Linked DNA regions of Homo sapiens: regions 2 and 3 are each linked to region 1. A link is a loop called in an ENCODE intact Hi-C map of the cell type or tissue named here. Cell type or tissue: mammary epithelial cell. All regions are shown on one strand.

Region 1 (8,000 bases):
GGTTAGTATGTGAGGCCAGGAGTCCTATTATTGTGTTAGCAACAGTTGCATTAACTATTTCAAAAATTACTGCCTTTAATAAAAACAACCTCAAGCTCTATTTGTATTCACAATTGACATCTGGATTGGGTTTATGTTTGATGCATTGTTTGGAAAATTTGCAATACAAACTGGCATAAGAATTATTTATTCTGATGATGTACTTTTATGTACTTTTTATTAGAAAGTAGAACTAATTATAGATTTTCAGCTTGATGGATTTTCAGTTTTTTCTGAAGAATTTTCTTTACCATTAGTCTTCAAATTGGATACCATTGTGCACTGTTATACTTCAGAGAAAGGGTAAGCGTACGTCTATTTCAGTTCCTATGAGGTAGCTGCAACCCTTAAAAATGAAATGTCAACTCTAGGGTACATTGACGTTGAAAGAATAGTTAGGAAATAACTTCGTTTTGATGGGGTCATGATTAAGAAATGATATATCAGTTTTATTTATGGAATGTTTTATAGTGCATACAAATCAGCGACTAGCCAGCAAATATTTTTCTTTGAGCTTATGAAAGCTCTGTATTCTTTTGCCTTCAATCTGTTGTCTTCAAAACAAACAAAAAAGAGCTTCTTGCGCCTTCCCCTCCCCTCTTTTCTTCCTTTTTCTTTTTGCTTGTATGCACAAGATAGGACTTATTTCATAAGAAACAAAATGTCAGTATTTTCTTAAGCCGTGATGTGAAACCAACATGGTACAGAACACTAAATTTTGGTCCCGTGGCTGAAACTTGAGACTGACTAAAAGTAATGCCTGTGAAACTTGATATCTATCTGGGATGGCCATTTGATTTCTAAGAGGAATTTTGTATACTCCACAGAACTCCTGTCTATAGTAAAATTGATTTTCAGTTTTAAATGTGGGCAAAAAGACATTTTCTCCAAGATTTCAAAACTAATTCTTATTTTTAAATGGTTTACCAAAATTTGTCAGTACATTTTACATGTAGAAGCATTTTAAAAATAATTTCTAGCAAGCACTTGACAAGCTCCCCTCTTTGAATAAAATAATTTCTCATAATTAAGCAGCAGAAGATCTATCTTTACAAAGTATGAGGGATGCCAGATGTTGATAAACTTACTCTTTCTTAATCTGGACAAAGTAAACTTAACAGATTTTTCTGATGAGCATGTTTTATGAATCTTCCATTGTGCTCCATTCTATCACATGTGCATTTTTCATGTTAAACTGCAATTACTTAATCTCTTCCCCTATCCTTCTAAATTAATTTTCTGAAGTTGGAGTGTAGTCTTTTCCCCCTTAGGCTACGCATTAATCAAAGCTTTCTTTTCACCATGATTTTATAACGTCTAGTACATAATATTTCTACTTCCCACATCTTTGCTTTACACAGTCACCTTGCCCTTCCTCCCACCACCTAACAAAAAAGATGGTCATACTAACAGGTGAAGTGTATAAGGTGTCTGTGTGTTTTGTGTAGCTTCAGAGTTACATTGAAATTACCAGGCACAGACTTAGTCTTGTCATTTTGTTTACACATTGGGGAAAACAAATCAGTTTGTTAAACGTTTCATGTAACTGCACCGAAGTTTTGCCAACCTGGAAACTTGGATCTTTTCTGTGTAGTGACTTTTTAATTATAGTTTTCACAACCTGGAGATCAGACTGTTGCTTTCACATGATGTATGTAGTGTCTCACGACTGAAGTTTGCTTTGTTTTATAGTATCTGTACTCGTATTTTTCAAAAGCTATTTTGTCAACAGATGATGTATTTCTCCATTGAAAACACAACTAAAAAAACAGCACAATCTCAAAAAAAAATTATGAGATTTTTTGTGATTTTTTTGTTTGTTTAGCTTATCAGCTATCATTAGTGTTAGTATATTTTATGTGTGGCCCAAGACAATTCTTCTACCAGTGTAGCCAAGGGAAGACAAAAGCTTGGACACCCCTGCATTATAGGATCACGATACACAGTGTGAAAACACTGTTCTAGAGGATGGTCTATGAAAATAAGGAATCAAGATTAATTGACGTGGGACAGACCAAGGTAACTCCATGATGAGGTAACTCCATAAATGCAAATCTAGTTCATTAATTTGCATTCAATTCTTATCCCCAACCATATAAAGTTTCCCAAACCCTTAGAAAACTGTTTTCATCACATACAAAAATGCAGTGTCTCAACTGACTCCTCTCTTCTAAAAGGAGGTATGTTTTACTATGTGGATAAATAAAGAAGGTCTATAAATAAACACAGGTAGAATATATTTTAAATGAATAATCATCTTTTAAAATTTATGGTTTCTATATCTGAATATCAGATTAAAGCCTTAATACTTTACCTAAGGTTTATGACATCAGACGTCAATTATATCACGAATAAAATGATATAATTTCTATTCATATATATACCTGATTCTGACTTTTACTGTTCTCATCTTCATTGTCAAAGATAATATCACTTTCAGAATCTGAAGCAGGCCTGAAAAAGGGAAACAGAAATACTAAAGGAACAGAAATCCCTATTATCATTATAAACATGGACATTTTTAAATACTAGAAAGCACAAGAGGCTACAGACATCACACCATGAGCCCACAGGCATCAATGTATACTCTACACTGTGCTGATTTGTACTTGCTATTATGCAAAACACAGAACCCTTGATTTAATAAAAATTAGCCAGATTAAGTTTCCTCAAAAAATTTAATAGTGAAGAGTAATCATAAACTGTATCCACTTGGATAAAATAAAACAAAATCATGAAAGTAAACATCCAGGGTGGATTCTGAGAAGCATAAAATTTAGGATCATAATTATTGGTTTGGTACCTTTGGGGGCTGCAGTTGGCACTGTATCAAGACTCCAAATTAGTTCTTAAATGTTTCACAGGGTTGCAAGCCCTTATCCAAAGGAATGTCCTATGAGAAATTCTATTCAATGTATAAGATGAGGTATTGAATTTTCCTTTTTCCATGGCTTGGATTTTGGAGATCTTTTGAAAATAGCGGGAAAAAAAATCCTTTAGATTAGGGGTCCCAAACCTCCAGGCCATGGACAGGTACAGGTCCACTGCCTGTTAGGGCCGCACAGCCGGAGGTGAGCAAGCATTAAGGCCTGAGCTCCACCTCCTGTCAGATCAGCAGCCGCATTAGATTCTCATAGGAGCGCAAACACTATTGTGAACTGTGCACACGAGGGATCCAGGTTGTGCGCTTTTTCAGCAGTCATTATGAGACTCTAATGCCTGATGATGTAAGGTGGAACAGTTTCATCCCGAAACTATTTCCCTAACACCCGTCTGTGGAAAAATTGTCTTCTATGAAACCAGTCCCTGGTGCCTAAAAACGCTGGGGACCGCTCCTTTAGATTGCATTTGGTTACTCTCTAAAAGTGGTGGTTTTGTTTTGTTTTTGTTTTTGTTTTTAAACATGGTCAACACGTCTGGATTTCTAAATGAATCCCCTTTTCCCTGGCTTGGACTTGGTGGGGATTAATGTTGGGGGGCATTCGCTGGCCCGGGAGGCGGATGTTGCAGCCAAGGACGCGCCACTGACCTCCAGCCTGGGTGACAGAGCAAGACCCTATCTCAAAAAAGGAAAGAAAGAAAAGAAGGAAAGAAGGAAGGAAGGAAATGAAAGGAAAAAGGAAAAAAAAATAAAGAAAGGAAACTAGGGGGCGCATCAGAGGCAGCTGGTCCGCGCCGTGCGCTTACAGGAAGGACTGGGAGAAGACGCCACCGTGCTCGTCCTCGTCGTCGTCCTCGTCATCGCTGGAGCCCGGGCCGGTGGCGGGGAAACGGGCACTGGCCGAGCGCTCGCCCGAAGTGCTCCACTCCACCGAGCTGCTGAGGATGGGTGGCGGCGCGGCGGCCTCTACGCTGTCCAGGCCGTCTGTGTCGCTCGCCGGCTGCCCGCGTGCAGCTCGGTCATCCTTGGCCAGGGGCCCGGAGTCCGGGGGCGGCGTCCCCGGTCCCGCCGGCCGCTCGTGCCGCTCGATCCAGGCGTTGTAGTAGCGCACAATGTTCTCATGGTGCAGCCGTGACAGCAGTGTCACTTCGCCCTTGATCCTGCGGAACTGCCGGCTGGCCGGGTTGATGGGGATGCGCTTCACTGCGTAGCAGCAGCCGTCCAACTTGTTCTGCACCTGCGGCACAGCCAGGGGAAGGTCAGCCGCTCGGAGCCTTGCACAAACAGGCATTTGCACCGCACCCCATCCCCTCCCAAGGAAAGCGTGAAGTTCTAAATGAGTCCCACAGCTACAGTCAAGAACCACATGCCTGAAATTCTTAAACTGAAGAAAGCTTTGACTGCCACAAAATTCAGAAAACAGCCCACCCGACTCTAGATATATTTAGCTTGCTGGGAGACCCTGGGGAAAACATAATCTCCATTTTAATAATTAATTTTACTGACAGTTACCTCCCTGCTTTTCCAATGTATCTGCTATCTAAATTTCTAAGTGTCTTGATTTTAAGATTAAAAATTATTTTCTAAAGTCAGTGTAAAGTTTCAGATGATTTTAGTTTCTCTCTGATTTTTTTTTACACTTAAAGTCACTAAAAACAAATTAAACACCAAAAATATTAACAGACCTGAACACAAAGGTTAATTCCTTGATTTCTAAAGCCGTGTGAACTTGGGAAAATTACTTAATTTCCTTGAGACTCAATTTTCTTATCTTTAAAATGGCATTTATACCATTTCCACTACCCCAAATGGTGACTGTAAAGCACTTGTATCAAGGCCTCACAGAGAAAGGTGCTTAGCTTAGTCAATAACAGCAATTGCTATTAACACAATCACTGCCCATTGATTTTGTTATATACCTAAGATGATGTATACTGAAACCAGAACAATACAATTAACAACACAGTAAAATAATAAGAAAGCAAGAAAACGTTGCAAAGGCAAGTCCTCCCATCCTACATAGAGGCATCCTTATGCCAGGCAGTTTCACTATGTAATTGGGGTGACTGAAGTAACTTTTACAGAGTCTTATTCACTGAAACCTTGTAGTCACATCCGTGCAGGTCAACTGAGGTGATGATATACTCTAGAAAAGCAAATGCCATGTGGCCATGGGTGGCAGGAGAAATTAGTTGATTACAAAACACAAAACAGAATATCATTCTCTTGTTTGGCTCACAAGTTTCAATTAAACTAATAAAAGTCTAAGTGAAGTCCTGGGAATAAGAAGGAAGTACTACAAAATTGAGTTTCAGATTATCTTTTTTTGTATGGAAATAGTGACAAGAACACACACTTTGTAGTACAACAGAGGTGGGTCTGAATGCTGGTTTTATCTCCCTTATCTCAGGCAAAGGACATAACCTTCTCTGAGCTTCAGTTCCCTCATCTAGGGAATGAGGATCATACCCATCTCGTAAGAATGTCCTGAGATTTAAAGACAAGGTTTGTAAATCACCTGGCACACAATCTGAAATATGGCAGGTGCTCCAAAAAATGATAGCCCTGTGTTCTTTTACTGCCACATTAATAGGGAAGAGGACAGTGTAGGGCGGGAGGTGGGGATCTTGGCATTGCCTTTCGATCTCCTGTCTCAGTACACATCATATACGAACTGGGTTGGGAGTAAAGCTTGCTATACTGGAAACCCCTAGGAATTCATTTACTGAAGTGAAAAGGTGCAGAAACAGTAATGGGTCCAACTGCTAATGAATGCCAGATCACTGGGCAGGCTGCCCTACTCTGACACAGAAGCACAGAGGTAGGAGGTGAGGGCTGTGGATTCTCACAGGGAGAAACTACTGGAAACCGTGGGGGCTTAAGTTACTCAGATGTTTTTGTTATATGAGCTTGCCTATCATTATTAAGTACTTGTAAAGAGATGAAATTTGTTACTATTCTACGTTCAAGAATTTAAAATAGAATGAAGTTAAAGGATTTGATCAAAATGATATTGTGTTAAAGGGACAGTATACGCTTCAATCATCCCCTCCTCTTAGACATAATTATGATCTTTCTGATCAGGACATCTGTCTTGCTTGTCTGTCTTTTACCACAGGAAAACTAATTTAATTCCTTTTTTAGTGTAAAAGTTTTTCTACAGTAACAGTAATGCTTCCTAATGATACTCTCAGAATCCTTAACAGACAATATACTCAGTTGATGGTGGGTTACCTTCATATGTGAAAGATGACATGTACTGTATATGGACTTAATACAATAATCTGGGTCTCCTAATTTACAAAGAAATACTTCTATTATATAAAAACAGCTGAAACCTCTTTCTACAAGGGGCAGATAATAATAAAAGTCACCCAAATAGACTAGAACGAAGAAAGGAAGACCCAACAACAGTGTACCTTAATAATACATCGCTACTTTCCTGTCCCAATAATAGCTGGAAAATAAAAGCCATCGAGACCTGCTGGGGCCATCTCCCAGTTTGAAGTCCATCTCTCTTCTAACCTTAGAACCTTTTTATCTACAGCAACTCTAACAGCAAACAGGAGAAAAAAAGAACAATGTTCTTTCTGAACCAAAGCACACAAAAATGTTCTTTCTGTGGAGGTCTTGATTCCACTTGAAGTGCTGTTATAACCATGTGTGTTTCATGTTAATGCTCCACATGAAGCAAGGAAAGAGGAGTGGGACAATTCTCAACTGTGTCCAGCGTAACTTAAATAAAACCTTTAACTCCAGGAAGGTGAGGATGAGCATAGTATCCAACAGCCATATTCACTTCCCTCCCCACTCCCAAAATAAAAGTAAAGTCCATGAGTCTTTGTGGAAATGGAACAGAGAAGGAGCTCTAAAGGGGACTGGGAATGACTCTGTACCACACCTTGATGACAGCTCCAAAAGCTCCTTTACCAAGAAGTTGTAATTCTTCAAACTCAATGAAGTATCGGGAAAACTGTCTCTGTGTCTCACTAAAGAAGGCAGCACTGGGTAGCCGGTTGCTAGGAATAACAGTCTCAACATAATCTTGTCCTTCAGAATCTGAGATAAAACAGGGAGTAAGAGGCACATGAGGCATTGGAAATTTAGGAAGAGCTACATAGCCAACAATGATGGAAGCCCTGGAAGAAGAGCTCCAACCAGTAGTTTGAAAAATTACCTCTTACCTGAGTGGCCTTTTAAAACTTTTCCTCACCTTGCCCTCCTTAAAGTAGGCAGAAATATATAATTAGCCCAAGTTTACAGGTGGGGGATTATATAGAATAAGTGACTTAACTATAGAGCTAGAACCAAAACTCAGGTCTCATGATCCATCCCAATCTCTACCGAGGTTCCTTAATCTCAGGTGCAGCAGGAAAAATCTAGTTACATGGCACTATGGGTGACTAAACACTACAAGAGACTACAGCAATGGACATTCATTCCATCAATAGAGACTAGAAAAATCAGGGTGGCAAAACAGTCCCATGCACATGGCACACATCAAACTAATGGATTTAGTTCAGAATAAAAGACATAAAATAACACATGCAGCCCCTTCCAGTTTTTGGTTTATGTATACTTTCAAAATAATTTAATGTCAAACAGGTTACCAAATAAAGAAAGGTAACAGACTCACCTTCAGGACTTTGTTCCACTAGAGGCATTTTTGGCTGGGGATTTATAAAGCTGTGTTTCAACAACTGCTGGGGACTCCATCTTTCCTTGTCATCCAAGCACACACATCTCGGTGAGAGGGAAGGAAGAATCTTAGCATCACAAACAATCAGTGCTAAACTAGTTAATCCAAGGCATTAACTATGGGTTTATTTTTTAAAGATACACATTATAGAATTCATGTTACTCAAAGACCAGAATGTACTCTCATAGGTGAATTTAAATTAATAAACATTCCTGCAGGATTTACATGCTATGCGACAGGCTGGGTACAAGAGGCGAATCAAAAAAAGGCATCTCTAGATGAGAAGACTTACCCTCATGGAACAATTTTTTAAAAGTCTAAGGTAGCACAAGTAGGCTATAAATTTTCACCTCGATGAACAGTTTAATGCCTTGTCATGCC
Region 2 (8,000 bases), 170 kb after region 1:
GGCAGAGCTGCTAGATCATGGTGTCAGTTCAGCTTGGTTGCAGTTGGTGGTATTTGTGTTGCAATTTGCAGTAGATTTTTCATCTGATTGATAACTCTGCAATTAGGGCTTTTTGATGCAGTATGGAACATCTCTGAAAGAACAAGGGAATGATTCAGTGGTTATTTAACAAGCGATTAGATGGTCCACTTGGATCTGGCTAGGTAACACCAGAATTCCTCTGGAGGATTTATTTCCAAGGCTTCATATTGCAGTGGTGATTGCTTTCTCTTCCTATCCTCTTTAAAAAGATGTTCATTTGGAAGTGAACCTTACATCTTAGTTACTGCCATTCTACATAATTTTATCAATTTTATCAAAGTTGCATAAAGATCTCATAATCAGCAAATTCCTGCCTTTCTCCTTTCTAGCTAGTGCTTCATGAATACAGTTTAGATAATATTTTCTAGAGAATTGAATTAAGTAAGCAAACAAGAATTGAAAAGTATTTTATGTCCATGAGTACTTTTGATTTCAAGATTAACATAGAGGAAACGTTGCTGAAGGGAAAGTGCAGGCTATTCTGATTTTATGCCCTATGTTAAAATTTAACTACATTTTAGATTAATTTGAAAATTTAGAACTCTTTGTCCATTCAAAACATAATACCTTAATGACCTGTGAGGGTATTGATTGTAGAACCCATCTATAGAGTCATTTCAGCCTCTCAGGCCAGGGACCCTGATTTCTTCAGCTGCCTGGTGCTGTCTGCATGGAGGGACACAGAGTCACACGAAGCCCCCAGCATACTGGGAGAAGTCATTGCCATTGTGGTTAAGAGAATGGATGTTGGAATAGAAGCCTGGCTTTGAGTCCTGCCTACATAGCTTTCTAGCTGAGTGGCTTTGGGTAAAGCTGCTTAAACTTTCTGAGCCTCAGATTCCAGAGCAGTAGAAATAATTAAGTGAATTATTTATGGCCTGTGTTAGGATGGGCTGCACCAATATTTGCCTCTCTTTCTCAGGCTTCCCTTCTGATGGCACATTCTTCCTTAGATATATTTCTGCAATCATGTTACCATCAGATCTTGCTGGGAGCAGCTCCAGCTCCTTAGAAGGGACTGGAATCTCACCATCCATGGAGCCAAACAAGGCAGGTGACAAGTCAAGCAATAACCAGGTTGCAATTGTGGCACGTGGAGAGTGTGTCCACATTCTCGTTCATGGGGATCAGCCGCTCAGCAGTTGCAGCTAATAATTGCTTTGTAGGAATCTAGACTCGGTGGGCAGGACTTTTTTATTCTTTCAGAAGAGGAATAAAAAAATTTAGAATTCCATAATTTAAAAATGTTGGCAATTATTTTTTTTTTTCAAAAAGTATTATGTGGGTCATGTGAATCCCTTCAGCAAGATGAATGTGTGCCCTGAGATGCCAATTTGCCACGCCTGCTTTATGGTGACGTTGCATGTCTCTTCCATTGCTTTTTGAATATCTGGAAAGTGCCATTGCACAGGACTGGAATATAAGAGTGAAGTCAGAGTCCTTTCTCAAGAGTACTTCCGGTGGGTACACTAATGCATTTTATGTCGAACCATTTTGTGTTCAGTGTCCTTCTGAATGCCCCTGGTAGTACCTGCTGTGGTAAAGTCTTAAGTCTTCAGTTTGATATTCTGGACTGAGATATAATTTACATATTATAAAATTCACCTATTGGAAGTATACAAGTCAATGAATTTTAATATATTTATAGAATTGTACAGCCATCATCACAATATAATTTTAAAACATTTCTATTACCTCACAAAGAAACTTGTGCCCATTTACTTACAGTCACTCCTTGTGCCCATCCCCAGACCATAAACAACTATGAATCTACTCTCTTTTTCTATATGTTTGCTTTATTGGACATTACATGTAGGTGGAATCATACAGTGTGTGTTCTTTTGTGTCTGGCTTCTTTCACTCAGCATGTTTTCAAAGTTCATGTTATAGAATGTATCAGTACTTCATTCATTTTTCATGGCCAAATAATATATTCATTTAATTTTAGGAGTATACTAAATTTGTTTCTCCATTTACTAGTTGGTGGATATTTAGGTTGTTTCTACTTTTTGGATATTGTGAGTAATGCTGCTATGAATCCTGAAAGTTTTTTTTTTTTTTTAAATAAGACTCAACAAGGAGAATACATTATTCTGAACAGTTTGCTGTTATACCTGGAAGCAATGCAATAATCCCTGTGGGTTACTTCTGGGGCCTTGGTCTTAAACAAAGAAATACGAAAACAGTAAGAAATTCTCATTTTCTTTCCAGCAGAAAAGCTATTGTAAATTTATCATAATTTTAAAAAGTAAAACAAGTCCTTTTAGTAGGAAAACAGGGCTGGTGAATTCCTATTTTGTTATTCACAGATGCAAATTACTTACAAGCATCCACATGTACACCTGAAGAAGAGAAGACAGTCTTTTCTCTCACTTCCTTCATAGCTATTCATTTCATGGTACTAAGTCAGCAAGTTCATCGGGAGGTCATCTACACTTCTTGCATCACTGTTTAGAGGTGTACACACTAAGAACATTATTTATAGTGAGCCTGTGTGCTTATGTTGCAATCTGTTTCCCAACATGTAACGGGATTGGAAATTAATGGAAGCCTGGGTTTGTTACATGTCAGTGAGCAAATGGCAGTCAGAGCCAGTGAACTCCTAAGCATCTATTCATGTGTACAGGTGGGGCCATCACATATTTACTGAGTTGTCATTACAAAACTATCTACATTCAGAGAAAAAAAAATGTGAAAGCATGCATCACTTATGCACTTCTTTCTCTTTTTCCCTCCTCCCAGAAAGAAATCTAGAACATATCTTACCATGCTCCCTCCTTCCCTGATTGTCCATGGTCGCTATTGTGTTTGCATCCCATCTCTTTCAGCCTGGAATGTTCCCCTTCAGCTGGTCCCCCTGCCAGACTCCACTGCAGTGTCTCCCTCTCTTGCTATTTTCCCAGGTGGCTTTAGGCGCTACCTGTACCTCCTTTGTGCCTGCCTCTAGTAGAGCTGTCATCTCCTTGTTCGTAATTATTAGTGTGTGTATCTTTGTCCCCGTTGGGTTTAGAGACATTCCTGTGTCTTTTCATTCTTATAACCCAGTGCCAGGCACAGGACCTGGTGCATAGGTGGTGCTCAGAAGTACCTGTTACAGGAGGCTGGGCACGGTGGCTCACGTCTGTAATCCAACCACTTTGGGAGGCCGAGGCGGGTGGATCAGCTGAGGTTAGGAGTTCGAGACCAGCCTGGGCCAACATGGCGAAACTCCGTCTCTACTAAAAATACAAAAATTAGCCAGGCGTGGTAGTGCATGCCTGTAATCCCAGCTGCTCGAGAGACTGAGGCAGGAGAATGGCTTGAACCCAGAAGGCGAAGGTTGCAGTGAGCCTAGATCATGCCACTATACTCCAGCCTGGGCGACAGAGTGAGACTCTATCTCAAAAAAAAAAAAAAAAAAAAAAAAAAGAAGTACTTGTTATCTGAAAGCTTATGTGCTTACTTGCCCTATGAGTGAATGGGTGTCACTAAGGTTGTAAGGTCAACCCCAGCATTAACTGACTGCACAGATATGGCCAAGCAAATGTGAAGAAACTGACCATATCTCTGAGAGCTAGTGGCAGCCCTTTTACTACAGATGTGGTTCTAGGGTGCAAAGAGTTATTCAGTTCCCTCAAATCACTGGTGATATTGAAACGGCATGCTTTTGGAATTCTGTTTAGGTGCTTACAGAATGATCAAGTTAAATATTGGAAGGAAAAACAATGTCTCATCTGATTTTAACAAAAATCTAATTGTGCAGGCATTTTAGACCTATTAATTGCCCTTAGGGTTACTGAGTGATTATCATGGGAGCAATGACTGTTGAGCAGGCATAACTTTTGTCAGCTGAATTGATTTTTGTGGAAGGACCTTGTCGGAGTCCATTCTTCATACTGGTTCTTCTGCCCTGAACAACTTTAATTGTTAATGATATCTGGACTGTGGCATAAGTCTGCTTTAGATATGTGTGTAGACAAACTTATTTCTGTTGGTAGCTTTGAAAATTGCCCTAAAGCTTCTTTAGCCCATATAAAATTGTTTACCAATTACCCTTTACCCTCAAATTGAAAAGTAGATATCTTTATAGCAGATGGAGAAATCTTTTATATGGAGGGTACTGTTTGCGATTTCATCCTGGTAGCAATAATTATAAAGCTAGCTATGAATTGAAATTATTTACTTGTTTTCCTGTAAAGCCTCATGAGGACAGGTTTGCTGCTCCTTTGGAAAGGTTTTTATTTTTTGGTCTAGTGACGCTTCTTATTGTACTTGCAAAGTCCTCAAAACTTAGGTCTGGCTTCCTGGATTCCCCCAGTGCTTTTCTGTCTTAGGCCGAATAGAAGAACTTGACCTTTCTTCCCTCTCATCTACTTTTGGTGATTTAGGTTCCCCTAATTTAAAAAGTATCTTCTGTGGAATTAATTTTGTTTGTGTATCTTGCAGGTACTACTCAGTCCTCTATCCACTGGAGAGGAAAATATCTGATGCCAAGTCCCGTGAACTGGTGATGTACATCTGGGCCCATGCAGTGGTGGCCAGTGTCCCTGTGTTTGCAGTAACCAATGTGGCTGACATCTATGCCACGTCCACCTGCACGGAAGTCTGGAGCAACTCCTTGGGCCACCTGGTGTACGTTCTGGTGTATAACATCACCACGGTCATTGTGCCTGTGGTGGTGGTGTTCCTCTTCTTGATACTGATCCGACGGGCCCTGAGTGCCAGCCAGAAGAAGAAGGTCATCATAGCAGCGCTCCGGACCCCACAGAACACCATCTCTATTCCCTATGCCTCCCAGCGGGAGGCCGAGCTGCACGCCACCCTGCTCTCCATGGTGATGGTCTTCATCTTGTGTAGCGTGCCCTATGCCACCCTGGTCGTCTACCAGACTGTGCTCAATGTCCCTGACACTTCCGTCTTCTTGCTGCTCACTGCTGTTTGGCTGCCCAAAGTCTCCCTGCTGGCAAACCCTGTTCTCTTTCTTACTGTGAACAAATCTGTCCGCAAGTGCTTGATAGGGACCCTGGTGCAACTACACCACCGGTACAGTCGCCGTAATGTGGTCAGTACAGGGAGTGGCATGGCTGAGGCCAGCCTGGAACCCAGCATACGCTCGGGTAGCCAGCTCCTGGAGATGTTCCACATTGGGCAGCAGCAGATCTTTAAGCCCACAGAGGATGAGGAAGAGAGTGAGGCCAAGTACATTGGCTCAGCTGACTTCCAGGCCAAGGAGATATTTAGCACCTGCCTGGAGGGAGAGCAGGGGCCACAGTTTGCGCCCTCTGCCCCACCCCTGAGCACAGTGGACTCTGTATCCCAGGTGGCACCGGCAGCCCCTGTGGAACCTGAAACATTCCCTGATAAGTATTCCCTGCAGTTTGGCTTTGGGCCTTTTGAGTTGCCTCCTCAGTGGCTCTCAGAGACCCGAAACAGCAAGAAGCGGCTGCTTCCCCCCTTGGGCAACACCCCAGAAGAGCTGATCCAGACAAAGGTGCCCAAGGTAGGCAGGGTGGAGCGGAAGATGAGCAGAAACAATAAAGTGAGCATTTTTCCAAAGGTGGATTCCTAGCAAGGATTGTAAATTCTTGGAAGCAACGGGGAGCTTCCATATTCCCACCAGAGTGTGGGAATGCTGTGGCCATGTGATTGTATGATCTCCTTGCAACTCAGTGTGAGTTGATTCCTCCAATATGGGCCAGATGCTTTTGAATGATAGGGAAATCTACATAAAATCCAGTGTCCTCTTTATTGAGGGAGTATATGTATCCATCTCAGTGATCCATGTCCTTAGTGAAGTCCACATTATTCTCTGTGGGGACAAGAGCTGGGCAGTTTTGAATGGGTCTTGAGGTGGGTACCCCATGTGCACTTTCTGAGGATGCCTCACTTCCCTGGGCTCTGCAGAGAACACACAGAGAGAAGACTTTCAGAGCTCACAGGAGCAGGGAGCAGGAGCACTCTAAGGGAATTCCAAGATCATGATGGAGCATGGTGGCTCCAGAGAAAATGCCTGTTTGATGAACTTAAACATGTCAAACATTTTCTGTTGAGAAGGTAGGGATTTGGTGTCTTACACTGTTTCTCTGGAAGCCCCAGTCATATGACTCACTGTTTCTCCTGATACCCTTCGTCCCTTTCATTGGGATGTAGGTAAGGAATGACGATTCCTCACCTATGGTACACATGGCGATAGATGTGCCCGGGAGTAAGGGAGATATTTTGTCCTTGATAATTCTGATTTTCCCTTGGCATCACCAACGCCTCAGAGAGATACACCTGCACCCTCCAGTCAGGGTCAGTGTTGGCTGGAAAACACTGAAAAGTCTTCGCTCTGTCTTTCACCTTAAATTGTGTTTTCTCAACAAATGAGAGAGAAGCTTACGGGGGAGATGCCTGAGAGATGCCTATGGCGCTGTAGTTTTTTTTTCTTCCCTATGATCTCACATGAAAGGTGCTATGTAACAACCAGTATGAGTCAAATATATTGAAAAAATCATCTTATGCAAACTTTAGGAATTAAAAGGTATTTTTAAAATGGAGAGTTAGTGTAAGCTGGGTCCTTTGGAAACATCAAACTGAAAAGGCCTGATTTGGAAAGGTGACTCTGCCCAAAAGGTTGGCAAGAATCTGACAAAGATGGTTTCCTTCCGAGGAAGACTCCGGAACTCAGGTGTGGCCAGTCTCCTTTTCAGTCTGTTTGTACAGCTGCGGTTCTCTCTTAATTTTGGACACAGAGGAGGAACAGAACAGGGAGAAATAATCATTGTAGAGTGCCAAGGCAACATCTGACCCAGATGAGCTCTTCACTTCCTCCTTCCCTGTCGTTGTAGAGCCAGACTGGGTAGAAGAGGGAGGGCAGTGTCCTCAACTCATCAGCCTCACAAGCAATTTGGGACCCCTCTGGGGTGGATTTCACCAGGTTGAATTAGAACCGCAGATAATACTTCCCTGTTAGTGAGGACAAACCAAGCGCCAGCTCTGCCCTTTTCTCTAGAGTGTTGTGTTCTTGCTCTTGGTACTTACAGGAGCTAGTCTGGTGCCTTGAGCAAGCTTGAAGGGAAGTGGGTGTCCTCACCAGCAAACTTCCACATCTCAACTCGTGCCCTCTTTTGGCCACACTGGCCCCGTCTCTTGGAGGGAGCCCAGACCCTGTAGGGAGTTTTGTTTTCCTTTCTTCTCTTGGGTGTGGTGTCTTGTGTTTCTGAATGTGAACCCAAAGACCCTACCCCTGGAGAGGAAGCACCTTCCTCTTTGTGTTGGTCTCCTCATAGCACTGTTTGCTCACAGCAGAAACGGGGCTGCCACAGCCTCCTGCGGCTCTGCTGCCTTCTGGGCCCTGCGTGCATGGCATCTATAGCTCCTTGCCCTGATAGTCAATGCTGTGGCCCTTCAAGCTTGTCTTTCAAAGCTTTCACAATCATTACAACTTTTATCAAGGGGAATAATAATCTCTAGGAAAATTATGTCCACTTTAGGAGAATCTGTCAAGTGTAGCCACTTTGGTGTTGTTCTGATAATATACTGTATATGTACAACTTAATAAATTTTGATGAGGCAGAATCTGGTTGGGTATGTTTCTTATATATGTTTGAAGCAGATGGCTGACTACTAACAGGTCATTGCCAGGTGTATTTCTATACTCTTTGAAGAATAACATTTTAATAAAAAATTGAAAAGCAGTTTCTGAACTCAAGAAAAGTTTTATGAGCTATATTTTCTCCCCCTTTTCTCTCCCTCAAGTGATATACTGTTGGAACCTGTCTCTTCCTACATGGTCTCTGATGAAAGATATTCATTTTTTTTTTCTCATGAATGCAGATGTGGCATTTCAGTAGCATTTTCTTGTGTTGTTGCAACTAAAAGAAAATAAATTCCCTAAGGAGGAACTGCAACAGTTGAAAAAATATCACCAAGATGGGTTCCAGATTGAATTGGCGATA
Region 3 (8,000 bases), 89 kb after region 1:
ATAGAATCATATACTTTGATTTTGACTGTAAATTATACTTTTTGTTTTATTTTTAAACAGGTTTGTGGCATTTATTATGTGCCAGGCTCTAGTCTATTTGCTAAGCAAATAGAAGTTTTTGTTATTTATTGTCAATACTGAGCTCAGTGTCTGAAAGATAATTTCTTATCAGTGGTATAATATCTAAAAGCATAAATGAAACCAGCTGTGTAGTTTGTTTTATCTTTATTATCATCATTGTTACATAGCTAAAAAGATTTAAGAGGTTTTGCTCATCTATTCTTCTCTACCTCTTCAAAAAGAGGCCCAAGGCAACACTGCTACCTCCCCCTTGGGTTCTGTCTTACTCCATTAAACTCTACAATTATAAATTTGAAGGGATATATACCAGGGTGCCAAATTTAGTATATGGCCTTATGGAAGCCTAGTCAAGCCCAAGCCCAACTCATCCATGGTCTGGTGGACCTCAGCTCCAGCTCAGGTTTCTTACCATTACCAGGCCCAGAGCCATTAACTGGGCTCTGATGGTGAGAAGATTTATGTTTCTGTTTTGTCATGGGCAAAAGGATAGGAGTCAGTAAGGGTTCCTTTGTCTGGGTGATATTGAACACTTGTGTGTGTGTGGTATTTGTAGCTAGAATGAATGAATATTTGCTAAGCAAATAGAGCTTGGCACATAATAAATGCCACAAACCTGTTTAAAAATAAAATAAAAAGTATAATTTACAGTCAAAATCAAAGTATATGATTCTATACTACTCAATTTCAAAGGGCCACTCTCAGAATCTCCATACTTTCCCAGTGGTCTGCGCCTAAGGCGTATCTCCTCAGCCTTCCATTCACCTCTGTTTTGAGATCTTTGTCCTTGGTCTGTTAAGTTTCATAAACTGTAACTTTTGGCAAATGGGAAATGTCCTCACAAAGGAGTCCCTTCAGTTTTCAGTGCAATCTCTTCTATAGTGACCTGCAAAAAACCCGAATTAGAAAATTAGTGTGAATAGGTATTTTTACAAAATAAGTTGGCACTTGCTGAGCTTAATTTTTTCCTGCCTTTATGTTCACAGAAAAGAGACATTGTAAGTCTTAAGGGCAGTGGTGTGCTGGTAAATGTTTAACATCAGGCTCTCTCTAAGAAAACCCAAATTTGTAGTGGTTTGTGATTTTCGTAGGCTCTAAAAAAAGCCAGGCGTGGTGATATTTTCATATCATCATATTGAAAATGATGATCAAAATTTTCATCATTTTGAAATTGGCCATGATGAAAATATCATCATTCAAACTCCCAGTGTGACCTCACTGAAGTGGAGTTGGGCAGATATATGGACATAGGCTCTAAAACACCTCTGCAATAGGCCTTGGGTAGATGGAGAATTGAGGGGATGTGCCTTAGATCTGGCGCTTAGAGAGGCTATGGAGATGCTGAGACTAGCTTTTCTCTGTGTTTTCTTTTGTGCATACATTCATTCTACAAATATTTACTAAGCACCTGCCATGTGCCAAGCATTGCTCTAGGTACTAGGGATATAGTAGGGAACCAAACAAAGTCCTTACCTCCAAGGAGTTTGCGTCCCAGTGAAGGTATTCACAAACTTGCAATTTCACCTCCTTGGGACCCTAGCGTTCTCATATTTGGGACAGTTAGAGTCAAGGTCCCATAACACTTTAATGTTTTGTTTTGTTTTATTTTATTTTATTTTATTTTATTTTATTTTATTTTATTTTATTTTATTTTATTTTATTTTTGAGATGGAATTTTGCTGTTATTGCCCAGGCTGGAGTGCAATGGCACAATCTCAGCTCACTGCAACCTCCACCTCCTGGGTTCAAGTGATTCTCCTGCCTCATTCCCCCAAGTAGCTGGGATTACAGGTGTGCGCCACCATGCCTGGCTATTTTTATATTTTTAGTAGAGATGAAGTTTCTCCATGTTAGTCAGGCTGGTCTCGAATTTCCAACCTCAGGTGATCCACCCACCTCAGCCTCCCAAAGTGTTGGGATTACAGGCGTAAACCACTGTGGCCGGCCAATACTTTAATTTATTAAATGAAGGAAATAGCATGGGCCTATTTTAGTTTTCCTAGTTGTAAAGCAGGGATTATGGAGGAGGAGGTAGAATTGCTCTCTGAATTGTCTCCATCTTGGAGTCACAGAGATCTAAACCTTGCAATGTCAGGAGCACTGGCTTATCTTACATGGGAAACTCATGGTAGATAAAGCTTAGTTAGAAAGTTTGTTGTGTAGATTCTCTGATGCCCTCTCCAGGCTGATAAGGTTCTAACGTAATCTCTGGTGATCAGCCTTTGTCCTTCCTGGATTCCTTTTTAAATAGCTGGTGCCTCAAGGGGGAAAATTGGAGAGCAGGGATGATAAGAGTCTTGCTGGGAGTTCCAGTCCCCTAACTAACCCAGAGGAGGTGACTGTTTATCGCAAACAATTACCTGTCTCATTAAAAGTTATCACAGCTAGAAGCTTATGGAGTGGATAAGCTTCTGGAAATGGAAATTGTGTCTAAGAATCGGGAAGGTTCATATCCTCAAGATGGGTAGGAAAGGGATTGATGAGGCTACTCTGATGGTAGAACTCTGGAGAGAAAGATGATTTACACATTGTAGGGGAAGAAAAAAAATGTTCTCTTTACCTTTCTGAATTCTGGGCTGGGACCCTTGTAACAAAAGGTAGATTAAGAGGAGAAGAATAAGCTGGGCAAGGTGGCTCAAACATGTAATCCCAGCACTTTGGAAGTCCAAGGCAGGAGGATCAGTTGAGGCCAGGAGTTTGAGGTTATGGTGAGTTATGATCACAGCATGGCACTACAGCTTGGGCAACAGAGCAAGAGTCTTAGCCAAGTGTGATGGCCTGTGCCTGTAGTCCTAGCTGCTTGGGGGACTGAGGTGAGAGGATTGCTTGAGCCCAGGAGTTTAAGGATACAGAGAGCTATGATCATGTCGCTACACTCCAGCCTGAGCAACAGGGTGAGACCTTGTCTCCAAACAAACAAACAAAAAAAACAAATAAAAAGCAGATTCCCTTCACCCCCCAAAAAAACCAACAAGAGAAAAGCAAGAAGTTAACACATATGTGTTATATGTATATGGGAGATACCAGAGAAGTGAATAGATCTCAAAGAGGTGGCTTAGTACTCTGGCTTTACAGCATTTTCAACAAAGAACAGTAAATATTTAGATAAATGACTGCAGAAAGGGAAAGGACCTTGAGTCTCTAGGCGTGGCAAACTGTGGGAAGACAAATAAAATACATGGGAAACTCCTGGTAGATAAAGCTAAGTTAGAAAGTTTGTTGTGTAGATTCATTCCTCTGGTGCCCTCTCCAGGCTGGTGATCAGCCTTTGTCCTTCCTAGACTCCTTTGCAGATAGGAGGATGGCAGAGAGCTTCTTTTATATCTGCATCTTCCCAGTTGCCTTCAACTCCAAATAATCCTTATGCCAAAGTGGCATATTTTGGGATGGCATATTCAGCTACCCTTCAACATACTCCTCTGGAAGAGGATTTAGGATTCTCAGTAAAGAACTTTGAATCTTTCCGCTTGAAAATCATTGTGCCAGGCTTACTAATAGGTGGTATGATTTGAGCGGGTGAGATTTTCTTCTAGGAAAATAAGTCCTCAGGAAATTCCAGAAGCTTTAGACAAGTAAAAGCAGAAAGGAGACAAGCTTTTTTTTTTTTTTTTTTAAATTTAAATTAACTGTTGGATGCTGCATAAATCCTGGTCAGGTTTGCATGATTCTGCAGAGCCTCTGCCTTTGCTGTTTTTCACCTGTTGGATGAATGATTCATTTGCCCCTGCTGTTTCTCACCTGTTGGATGAATGATGCTGCTGTTTTACACAGCGGCATTCCAGCAAATGTGGGTGGTGGGCCATTCACCTCTTTGTGTTGATCTGGAAATATGCATTGTTCCATTTATGCCTGAGCCACCTCAGTCTTCCTCATTAGCAAGGACTTACATATGCACTATGCTGGCTTGGAATTTAATTCTTGACTGTGCTGTTTTTAACCAAATAAGGAAAACCCTGGCCTTTTTCTGCTTCTAGGACCCAGCCACTTTTGAGTTGCCAGTGTGTTTCCAAGTATGGATTTTGGATTACCTGCATCAGAACCACTTCCTGTGCTTGTTAAAAATATTCATTTCTGGGATGCACTCCCAATCTACTGAACCACAGCCTCTGGAGTGAGGCTTAGGAATTTGCATTTTTAATATGTTTCTCAGGTAATTCATAGGTACATCAAAGTTTGAGAATCACTGGTTTAGACTCATAGAATATTAGAGAGGAAATAACCTCGTGTTCCCTTGGGGTCCCAACGTATGGCCCATTGGAACAAATGCAGACTGCTTGATGCTGGAGTTAAGCCTGGGAAAGGTTGGTAGCATACTTTTTCCATTTAAATTAGGAATTAGGATACCCACACAATCTGGTAGGTCAGTAAGGACAAAGCCCCCTCTTAAGGATCACTATTATGTGACACCTTGCTATTAGCAGGCCCAGGTCTGTCATTACAGTTGAAGGTGAACATAATTAATTACAGGCATTTCATTTTCAGCTGTTACAGTTTAATTCTCCTAATGTTATATTATGGAACCGGAACATTTGCATAATAATTTACAAAGGAGATCAGTGTGAGTAAGCACTTTTTGTGCCTTTGACTCAAGCTTTGTCACTCTAATTAGTATTCGTGTGCCAAGTGTGGATTCTCTCAACTCATTAAAATTTTTGAGATCATTCAGGCTTCACACTTAGATGTTTCAGACCATTTGGCCCACCGTTGAGGGAAAAACAACACAGATATCTTAACTTGGTCCAATGCTGTAATTTTATAGATGTGAAAATCAAGATGGGGGTGGGGGATGAAGTGACTTGTGCAAGCATGTCAGGGCTGGAACAAGTCCCCAGGTTGTGCTGCTTCTAGGTGGGTGTTCTTTCCTTCTTACTGCTGACACTCAGCAGGAGGGAAGTATACCTGTAAAATTCTCTGCTGAGTCTTACAGTTCCTGGTAGGCAAAGTCTAATATTCCCATTTCTTTCTTTCTTTTTTTTTTTGAGACAGAATTTCACTCTTGTTGCTCAGGCTGGAGTGCAATGGCACGATCTGGGCTCACCGCAACCTCCTACTCCCGGGTTCAAGTGATTCTCCTGCCCCAGCCTCCCGAGTAGCTGGGATTACAGGCGCCCGCCACCATGCCTGGCTAATTTTGTATTTTTATTAGAGACGAGGTTTCTCCATGTTGGTGAGTCTCATCTCAAACTCCCGACCTCAGGTGATCCACCCACCTTGGCCTCCCAAAATGTTGGGATTACAGGCATGAGCCACTGTGCCTGGCCTAATATTCCCATTTCTAAAGATGCATTGTTTAGTGTTCCCTTGTGAAAGCAGGGAAATTGCATTGAATTGTCTATTCAGTATGAGACTTGGAGAAACTGTCTTTCTCTTGTCTTCTACATCAGTGTCTTGTTCTACATCACTTTTTGAGATAGGTACAGTGCATGGCTGAAACATGTAATTATTTTTCTTTCTTGCCATAAGCAAATGGAATCAGCAATCTATTATTTTCTATTTTTCTTACATATAACAAGATCCAGAAGATATATGCATAGCAACAAAAAAGGACATTGTGTGATTACAAAATTCCTATGATAAATCTTTATTCAGAAATAAAGATTCTGAAATAAAGATTGCTTCATACCTAGATGAAGCAATCTAGACCAGGGGACTGCCCTCAGTGCCTGTGAGAGCAGGTGTGTTGTAATTATCAAGTCCTGTGATAATTGTGCTACACTTAATTAATTGGAAGACTTGTCTCTAATTTACTTTGGAGACCTCCAGGTGATTCAGTTAATGGGGTAGAGCAAGGAGGTGGGGGATGGATTTGTTTTTATTTTGCATTTCCATTTTTCCTTCTTACTCCCTGATTTGCTTTGGAGGCCATCCTGGCTTTTAAAAAGGGCACAAATATATTTCTTATGTGGAATTGGCAGGAAACACACTCTGTTGAACAGAGCAATGCTAGAGGGTTAGCTTGATTCCCTCAGAGGTTGCTGAGGAGCTGGTATATCTTTATGTCCTCTTTTCAAATGCTCTTTGAGGTTGTTGCTAAAGTAGTTTTTTTATAATAGAGTGTGTGATCAATCCTTTTGGGGAAATATGGGTAACATAAGTCAATTGTGAAGAGTAAGTTTGATGGCAAACGATCGGGAACTTAGAACTATTTCTTGAAGGGAAAAAAACTGAAGTTAGTAGACAGTTTGAGGTTTAAGTTGATGGTTTTTGACTTGTAGAACTTAGCAAAAACTTTAAATGTTCTTTATCCTGTGGCAGCCTCTGCTCCTTGCCTACTCAGTATCCATGCTTTTATTATTCCTTATTTAAAGGACCCCGGTTTTGTTTAGGGCAACAATGTGCCCAGATAAAAATACCTTCCAGACTCTTGTGCAGAGTGGGGGTGGCTGTGTCACCAGGTCTGACCAGCGGGTTGTGAGTGGAAGTTTACTGGGTGGAGCTCTGAAATGCTATTTTTCCTGGTAAAAATGAAAAGCTGGGGCATGTCTTTTGCCCTTGGCCTTGACCCTTTCCCCCTTCTGCCTGGTATACAACACCTAAGGATACATTCTGCCTGGATACAACACCTAGGGTTAGAATAACCATCTTGCAACTATGAGAACACAAACCATGTGGGAAGAATGGCAGGGAGGAAATTAGAAGTCTAGGTCCTTGCCATAATGACTTCTTTGAGCAGCTGCCCCAGCCCTCTTCTGGAATGTGGGTTACATGAGAAAAACAACCTTTATCAATTAAGCCATTGTAGTTGGATTTCTGATACATAAAGTCAAATACAAACTTGGAAAACTGCTAGTTAGGTGGTCCTTATACAAGGTGTGTTTAATCATAGTATAATTCAATGGACAGTTTAGCTTATTACATAGAGTTGGAAATTTTGGATATAGAGAGATTCCCATGTCTGCTAGGCTTATTTTTTGGAAATTACAATATGCAGAAACTTTCCAAATATTGGTCCACGTAAGGCAGTGCCTAACAGCAATTGGGTATTACCTGCACTGTTTGCAGCTCTTTGCTGAAGGAGTATTATGTCAAAAGTCAGAGGGATTAGGAGCCAACAAGTTAGTGTGACCCCTTGTTTGAAGGGAGTGGGCCCAGAGGGGTTTGCCTACAACCCACAGGTAAGCTCTGTGAGCACGACCTGGTAACTGCTTCTGAGAGATGTTTGGAGTTCTTTTATTTTTCCTCTTCTGGGGCAGAGATGTTGGTCCAGGATCACATCCGTCCATAAATCTGTTACCTTATTTGAGGCAGTTCCATTGAGCAGGCTTTCTTGAATACATTCATTAATCAGCAAATAACCATATTTCTGAATAAAGATTTATCATAGGAATTTTGTAATCACACAGTGTCCTTTTTTGTTGCTATGCATGTATCTTCTGGATCTTGTTATATGTAAGAAAAATAGAAAACAATAGATTGCTGATCCCATTTGCTTATGGCAAGAAAGGAAAATAATTACATGGTGAACGTTCCAGGACCTTTAGACCTATGAAGAAGAAAATTGTCCAAGGACCACACAGAATATTGTAGAGAGTATTTATGTGCCATCATGATGTTTCTCAGACTTTTAGCAACTGCAGACCACCTAGACACTGCTTTATGTACGAGTAGACCATAATTTGAGGTAAATTTTTAAGAAGTAAAAAAATTTTAATAATGAAAAACTTGTTTGATAAATGAGATGGGGGAAACTTTGGGAGGTGATGGATATATTTGTCTTTCCTTCATGGTGGTAATGGTTTCACGAGTGTATACCCCAAACTATTTGAATTGTGTACATTAAATATGTATAGCTTTTTTCATGTTACTCATACCTCAATGAAGTGTTTTTTTTTAAAAAGCATGCTTGAAAATTAATAGTAAACGTTTCTCATATCAGTGAAAGATAGTATAATTCTGAAGTAAAATATCTAATATTTAGCTAT

The links. Hi-C counts contacts between places; a loop is a spot of excess contacts. Peaks named below come from ENCODE experiments on the same cell type or tissue, not always from the same donor. Only the 100,000 strongest peaks of a DNase experiment are listed, where the experiment ranks them.
Region 2: a loop joins it to region 1, with 8 times the contacts of the local background. A loop is called at or near these places in 3 of 110 quality-filtered maps.
Region 3: it touches region 1 in a loop (14-fold over the local background); 18 of 110 quality-filtered maps call a loop at or near these places.

Annotation. Positions count from the first base shown.
Region 1 is chr15:39,972,571-39,980,570 of GRCh38, reverse strand. It overlaps EIF2AK4 (eukaryotic translation initiation factor 2 alpha kinase 4), which reads right to left. Exons shown (of 39, transcript NM_001013703.4): 10 at 7,557-7,663; 11 at 6,822-6,979; 12 at 3,727-4,157; 13 at 2,424-2,493. Among named protein-coding and RNA genes, the nearest start is that of EIF2AK4, 42 kb to the right of the region's middle. In mammary epithelial cell, a CTCF peak has its summit at 3,689; no DNase peak of the experiment used is centred here; H3K4me3 peaks cover 564 bases; H3K27ac peaks cover 473 bases.
Region 2 is chr15:39,798,761-39,806,760 of GRCh38, reverse strand. GPR176 (G protein-coupled receptor 176) reads left to right here. Exons shown (of 3, transcript NM_007223.3): 3 at 4,507-7,753. The coding sequence ends at 5,629. Among named protein-coding and RNA genes, the nearest start is that of FSIP1, 20 kb to the right of the region's middle. In mammary epithelial cell, a CTCF peak has its summit at 4,685 (motif pointing left); a DNase peak (open chromatin) is centred at 2,510; H3K27ac peaks cover 738 bases.
Region 3 is chr15:39,883,291-39,891,290 of GRCh38, reverse strand. The region is part of intron 1 of GPR176 (G protein-coupled receptor 176); the gene reads left to right. Among named protein-coding and RNA genes, the nearest start is that of GPR176, 33 kb to the left of the region's middle. RefSeq lists enhancers at 3,563-4,093, 4,626-5,157, 5,158-5,690, 5,970-6,639, 6,640-7,310. In mammary epithelial cell, a CTCF peak has its summit at 3,324 (motif pointing left); a DNase peak (open chromatin) is centred at 3,300; H3K27ac peaks cover 1,059 bases.